Linked DNA regions of Homo sapiens: region 2 is linked to region 1. The links are chromatin contacts, found by Hi-C or POLR2A ChIA-PET in ENCODE. All regions are on one chromosome and are shown on one strand. The core of a region is the stretch at or near the end of the contact, and the rest is flanking DNA. Distances in the headings are between cores, read along the strand shown.

Evidence for each region. A loop is a pair of places that touch in the nucleus more often than their neighbours do. ChIA-PET counts read pairs that join two places held with the same protein, here RNA polymerase II (POLR2A).
Region 2: a map of CD4-positive, alpha-beta T cell shows a loop between it and region 1 (4-fold over the local background). The contact joins two enhancer-like sites. A Hi-C loop is called at or near these places in 1 of 168 maps with a recorded cell type or tissue (CD4-positive, alpha-beta T cell). POLR2A ChIA-PET finds 5 or more read pairs at or near these places in 2 of 52 experiments (endothelial cell of umbilical vein and naive thymus-derived CD4-positive, alpha-beta T cell).

The regions. Positions count from the first base shown.
Region 1 is chr15:61,036,432-61,040,019 of GRCh38, reverse strand. All of the region lies in intron 1 of RORA (RAR related orphan receptor A), which reads left to right. It overlaps LOC107984805 (a long non-coding RNA gene), which reads left to right. Exons shown (of 3, transcript XR_007064660.1): 2 at 1-3,588. Among named protein-coding and RNA genes, the nearest start is that of RORA, 190 kb to the left of the region's middle. Within about 2 kb of position 1,384, at least 7 of the 41 ENCODE cell types and tissues checked have a DNase peak (open chromatin) inside an H3K27ac peak, as active enhancers do.
Region 2 is chr15:61,090,024-61,093,390 of GRCh38, reverse strand. The region is part of intron 1 of RORA (RAR related orphan receptor A); the gene reads left to right. All of the region lies in intron 1 of LOC107984805 (a long non-coding RNA gene), which reads left to right. Among named protein-coding and RNA genes, the nearest start is that of RORA, 140 kb to the left of the region's middle. Within about 2 kb of position 1,906, at least 2 of the 41 ENCODE cell types and tissues checked have a DNase peak (open chromatin) inside an H3K27ac peak, as active enhancers do.

The DNA of each region.
Region 1 (3,588 bases), core at 135-2,634:
TGGAAAACTACCATCAACAAAATGGCCCAAATTCTTTACCAAATAGCATTAGTTAACCAATGTTTTCTAACACTGATTGGCAAAGAAAGTGCATCAGAATTACCTGGGTCCTTTGTTAAAAAGGCAGATTCCTGGGCCCAGCCTCACCTGCTGAATGAAAATGTCTGGAGGTGGGATCTGGGGATTTGCATTTTTAACAGATTTGGTAAGTTCCCATGCACATTGAAGTTTGCAAACTATCAAGCTGGTCCATCTATTTTTTTTTTTTTTTTTTTGAGACAGAGTCTCACTCTGTCGCCCAGGCTGGAGTACAGTGGTGCAATCTTGGCTCACTGTAACGTCCACCTCCCAGGTTCAAGTGATTCGCCTGCCTCAGCTTCCTGAGTAGCTGGGATTACAGGTGTGCACCACCACACCCAGCTAATTTTTGTATTTTCTTAGTAGAGACAGGTTTCACCATGTTGGTCAGGCTGGTCTCGAACTCCTGACCTCGTGATCTGCCTGCCTCGAACTCATGACCTCGTGATCTGCCTGCCTCGGCCTCCCAACCATCTGTTTTACCAAGGAAGAATGTGAACCTCAGCCTCAGAGAACTGTCTCTGAGAAATGGACAAAGCAATAATGCAGTAAAAAGAAAAAAGAAAGAAACCAGACACCTTTCAGATTCTTCACAATTCCCAAATGCCAACATTTCTAACATTTGAGGTTGACAAGAGCCCAACTGTATTTTGCCAGATTTTTCCCCTCAAATTTTACCTCCCTCTCCCAAGCATTTTTAGGGAATTCAGTCCATGTGTTCTTGATAGTCCTGCACTAAACTTATCGAAAATGTCATTTTGTAACAGTGATTTGGTTGCCCTGTAGTGTTTCAAAATCTTTTGTTCCTCCTTAGAAACCAGAAGTTGTACTTGGCCAAGGACGAGCTAACCCCAAACAGCAAGAGGTTTGAGTTGGCTCCAAAGCACAAGCCTCACAAATATCCCGTGAGTCTCCCACAGGCTTGGGGCTCTCTGTTTAGAATTAGAACCTAATCTTCAAATATCCCTTTACCCTCTTGCCTCAAAAAGGAAGGCAGTGAAGAGCAGCAGCAAGGCATCCTGGATGAGCACTGGAAGGGGAGAATGCTCATGTTTTAGTCGTGGGCTTTCCACCAGTTAGCTGTGCAGCTTTGGGCAGATACTTGAACTTCTCTGGTGCTCTGTTTCTTCATGTTTAAATGAGAGGATTAAACTGTATGACTTTTGGGTCGAAAGTACGTCTCTGCCATCAGTATCATAACAATTATTGAAATTGCTGCCTAGAATCTTCCGCTACCACAGTGTATTTTGATTGGACTGTTTATTGCCTTAGCAAACACAATGCAGTGCTGTGTCTTTGGCATCTTGCCAGGAAAGATGAGCCAATTTTCTCGTGTTGCTTCTGGATGTCAAAACATTCTCATCTGACCATGCCACAGAAGAAGTTTGTTGAGAGTGTGACTGACTGACATAATGACTGATTGGCTGATAACGGCAGCTGACAGTGATTGATTGAGTGTAAAATTATCTGTTCTCATTACTTCTGAAATTGAATTCAGATTGGTTCTATTGGAGGGTTTCCATGGAGACCATAACCTGCTATAGCAAGTGTTTGTGGATGCAATGTTTTATTGTGATCAATACCTGTTTCCTCTGCTGGTCCAAAGAAATTATTAATGATTATAGTCAAGTAGAAAGAGGCAACCATATATAAGAAGAAAAAAACTCTCATATTTTGTCTCATTGCTACATAAAACAAATGTGGGCCTTCCCAGACTTGCGCTTTGGCTAACTAGTTCATAATACGTTCGATAACTTGCCATTCTTCTTTTGCTATTAATGCAGAGGGTTTGCTTTGGAAAAAAGAAAAGTATTTCTAGGACTCTTTCTCTCTTTGAAGAAGATCAGAATAATAGACGAATGTTCATACTTGGTTTTTTTTTAAATGCGATGTTACAGAAACAACAAACATTTAATCAAATCTTAAACACACCCATGTTAATGCAGAGACAGAGATGGTCCCTCAGGCTTTTTCTGGGTTGTTTCCATGAATGATAAAGTCATTAAACAATTTCATAGGCTTGCCTTATTGATCTCTCACAATGGCATGCTATGTCTGCTCTTCAGGAAAGCCTTTCCTGACTGCCCCCATCAGAGTTAATTACTACTTACTCTGTGTTCGCATGGCCTTCTTCCATCTTCTATTATAGCATTCATCTCAGGCCACCTTGCCTTACAATTACTTGTATCTCTTTTTCCCACTAGATTATGACCTCCTTGAGGACAGGGTGATTTTCTTGTTGCTCTTTGTATTATCCTCAGCATCTAGGTGAATCTCTGATACATCACAAGGGTTCAATAAATGCTCATTGAATTGAATTAACTGGATCTGCATTCCAAGGTCATCTCTTCCTAGACTGGTGTTGAATGGGATTCCCATGAAGTGAGGCAGCAGAGTGCGTGCTTGCTGGTTCTGTTGCTTTGTCTCCTGCCCTGTGGCTGCGTCTGTGCCCAAGAGGATTGTTAGGATATATTGTGCTACAGGAGATTGATATTGTATAGGATGTCTGTACAGCTTATAGACTGGTGCTGACCGTACTGAAATGATGGTGGGAGGATACCTAATAAGGATTCTATTTTATGCTTAGCTGTATTCATTCATTGGTTTGGTTGGAATCTGCTTCAGCGTACTTCCTCTACCCAAATTTGGCTCATTAGCTGAAATCACTTTGGGATGAATCCACTGTTAATAGTGGCTAACATTTTTCATGCACTTACGACATGTCTGGCACAGTACTAAGTACTTTACATATTTTTCAATTCTTACACATTGCTCCCATTATCCCATTTTGAAGATAAGGAGACTGAAGCACAGAGTGTTTATTTCCTAAGGTCACACAGCTAGGAAGTAGAGGAGCTAGGATTTGAATTCCTATAGTCTAGCTTCCTACCCCATTCTTAAGCTATCTACCCTGTTGCCGCCTGACAAAAGTGTGTTTCAAAATTTAATTCCTGAACTGACTGCATCAAAATCCCCTGTAGTGTTTGTTAAAAGTGAAGATACCCCAAGACCTACTGATTCAGGTTGTTTTCACCGAGGCCAGCAAATCTGCACCAACATGTTTTATTCTGTTCTGTACCTCAAGCTTTGATGCTGCTTTGTTTTCTTGTTTTGGGAGAAGGGCAGGGGTGGGGGTGGAGGCAAGCGAGTCCAATACTACAACTTTAGAAATCTCTGCTCTAGGGTGAACACTCTCTTTGAGACTTCTAAATTAAAGTCAAGTCTTTTGGATTTTTGTTTCTTTGTACTGCCTAACTTTAGAAAGACCTGGAAGCGGTAACATGAAAACATTTTTAGAGAGAATTACCAGGCATTTTTGGTAGAATGAGTGTTTAATGGAACAGTCCAGAGAACTCATCAAAGATGTTTATTAAAACGCGCAGACCTGCTCCAATTAAGGGCCCAGTCAGTGGTGTTAACAGTGAAGGGACTGTTCCAGAGGCGTGCTGCACGGGACGCCCACCCCAAATACAAATGGTTTGCCAGTAGCTCACAAATGAACCCCATTGC
Region 2 (3,367 bases), core at 657-3,156, 53 kb before region 1:
TGGTGCCCTTGGCAGACCCACACCTGACACCTGCTTAGTGCAAGCCCTTGAGCTCTGTCTTAGGGAAACTTTGGGTCTAGCATGGTCTCTTGTGGCACCTAATGCGTTCATATTGGTAGGAACACAGTAATAGGAAAGGAAGTTTATCTTTCTAGTTGGGATTTAAGAAAACTCTTAAAGATGGAAGAATATTACCTTTTTTTGTTTCCTTATCTCTTTGTGGAATAAATGAGTAAATACTGTGACTGCAGTCACATGAGATAGGTATTAGCCATCAGTCTAACTAGAGGATCTAAGGAAACACTTCAGAAGTCCAGGAGAACGAGGCAGCAGTATTGACAGCAGATAGAGGAAGAAGCAGCAGAGTAGATCTGGAAGTGGGGAGTGTTTAAACAAGAGGGCTGGGAGGTGCAATGTCATACTTTATTTATACCTACTTCAGCATTCACCTACTCTGTCACCCTGGAATCCCCTGGAGTTTATCTGGAGAGAGGCACTGTGGAGAGCCCCTAAATCTCCAGCTTGAATTCCCTTAGCACTTGCTTCAAAGCCTCAGATGATATCTGTTGACTGGAGGGGAACAAGGTTTTGACTGTGGTTAGGACTCACCATTCTGTGTATAATGCCAACACCACCCAGGGCAGTTCATAACATTTTAATTTCCTCATAAAATGTGCTTTTATTTCATTTTGCAATATGTAAGCCCATCAGATTGTAGAGATGTAAGTAAATGGGGAATGTTGTTTAAATGGAATCTCATGGAAGGCACACCCAGCAATCATTTTCATTCATATTTTTACATTTCTTTTGGCAGCAAGAATGCAGTGTTTCTCCTTTTCATTTTCATGTAGTGTTATGGGGCATATTCTTTGTGGGTTTAGATTCCAGAGTAGCATATCTGATTTATACTTGATAAAGTGGTGTTTGCCAAGTAATTTTGCTGAAAAGCAGCCACTTAGGCAGAAAGGGAAGAACCTACTATAAAAAGAACAGAGCAGATTATGGAGCTGCAATGTCGTTCATTGGGACCAAGAAATGTTGGTTACCGAGAGACCTAAAAACTAGAAGTTTCCTTGATTAGACTTAGTTTCAGTTTTATTTCACATTTTTTTGAACATACTGCCAGCCTTTAAGTGAGTTTCATATTTGCTTATCACCAGCACCCTTCGTTATTTCTTCCCTGTAAGAATGGTTATAAAACTAAACAATATAGGTGACTATACATTTTATTGTAACCATGGAAACTATTGTTGATGATTTATTAAGCATCCTTTCTCCTGATCCCAAACAATACATTGTGTTGGCCCAAGTTCCCTAGAGGACTGGCTTTTCCATTATTGCATAGACCAACTTTAGCTTTATTTATATCTTGGTTTGTTCAATTGTTTGACTACGGTGTTGGCTTCTGGAAACATAAAAGCTAGTCTTGGGGGCCACCATCAAGTGTTTCAAAGTGTTTAAAGACCATTTTTAACATATGCCATTGTAGAAACAAGTTTAAAAGACCACTTTAACATATACCCTTGTAGGAACAAATCAGGAAAAAATGAACCTTACTTTATCTTTTCCCTTGCCTATGAATACACACAAGCAGTACTTACATTTCTAATAATGGATGGGTATAAAATACTTAGCAGCCCAACGCACTACTAGGCACTCAGCAAAGGTATGTCGAGTCTACCTTTCCTGAATTAATTCTTGTTATGTGAAGTTGCTTGTGGATAAATAAAGAGCATCATGCGAATGCTTCCTGTAGTCAATCTATTAAGGCTGGCTGACTGAGGAAGTCGGGTGGAATAATTTATCTAGTCCCAGGACCTTCATCCCAGAGGTTTCATGGCATCTTCTGCCGGAGCCCCACAGCTGAGGATTGCCCCTGGGAAGTGGGAGTGTGTGTGCCAAGCCCTGGGGTGCACTGGGCTTCCTTCGTTACACAAGTGCTTCCATCAGGCCCAGGCAGTGGCGGAGGGAGTACAGCAGCGCTTACGGACGCCCATTTTGATGGCAATTTGGCAGGGAGTCAAACTTTGGCCCTAAAGCAGAGGTGGTGCAATTAGACAGCTGAGATGCATTCTCTAAACACACACTTTTAATTGATTTCAGCTTGTTCAGTTCACAAAGATAGAGCTCTGACACATAGCAGCCTTCTTAGAGGGGCTTATTTTTACTTTTCCTTTATTCAGCAGCGTAATTCAACGGCAACAGAAGCAACAATAATGCAGAGCTCTAAAGAGTGCGTATTTGGCATGGCTCGGATACAAAAAGTATTATTAAGAACTAATGAGTGAGATAGTTAGATGTTAACCGGAAAAGCATTAATGAGCAGAAGAGAATTCTGGCATAAACATCTGTTTCCGAAGCAGATGTTACCTTGTAAATCTGCTGAAGAAAAGCCTGTGTAAATGGAACAGTGGACTGTTTTAGGTATTAGCAGGGACAGAGTGAGATCATGAGGTTTTCAGACACTGTTTTCAGCTCTTCTGAGACTCATAAATGACTGCGTGTGTCGAGGTGGTGAATTTTGGGGGGCGTTTTGGGGGTGACAAAAGCTATCAGGCAGGGGTGAATAACAGTGGCAGATCACAATGAGTGTGGCTGTGTGACATGGTAGCTGGAGACCACTGATTCCTGTTTCACCGGGAGAGATTTGGGATTCTCATTAACTAAACAGCTTGTCTCTTGTCTCATCTTGTCTAGAGCTCCATAATCATTTCAGTATAGATGGATTTTGGCTGCTGTCATCTCCCTGGGCTAGAGATTTAAGACCTGTTCTGCCTCAACAAAAATTACATAACCTTTGGCTGACTTTATTGTATAGCTTTCTTTACATGGGTGACTAAATGGCCGATAATGAGTTAATGGGCAAGCATTCCCAAATTACACAATGAGTACATTTTAGCAGCCTTAATGCTTGATCCAAGAATCACTAGGTGGCAAGATTCTCAGGGATCTCCAATAGAGGCTGGGGTATTTCTTTTTTTAGAGCCCCCAAATGACAGTGTGTTGGCAACTGCCTCATTCATATTCACAGAGGGGCACCTTGATTTGGGTTATTTTCACTTAGAATCATAAAACTGAGAACTGGAAGGTAGCTTTGGGATCATCTAGTTGATTCAGATCTCTTAGTAAACAGAATAAAAAATACAAGGTCTTGAAAGTGATTCATGCAGCCTGACCCAGGAATTGGTGAAATGGTTGATCCTCAGAACCCAGACCAGGGTTCCTAGACAGGCACTATCCTCACTTTACCCCACTCTAGAGAAAAACTCTTGCATCCTTCTCTGCTTACTGAATATTACGAATGGAGAAATGTCTCTGAAGGAAAAGTCTTCTGGGCAAAAACCCTGGGCTTGCCCCATTTGGTGCT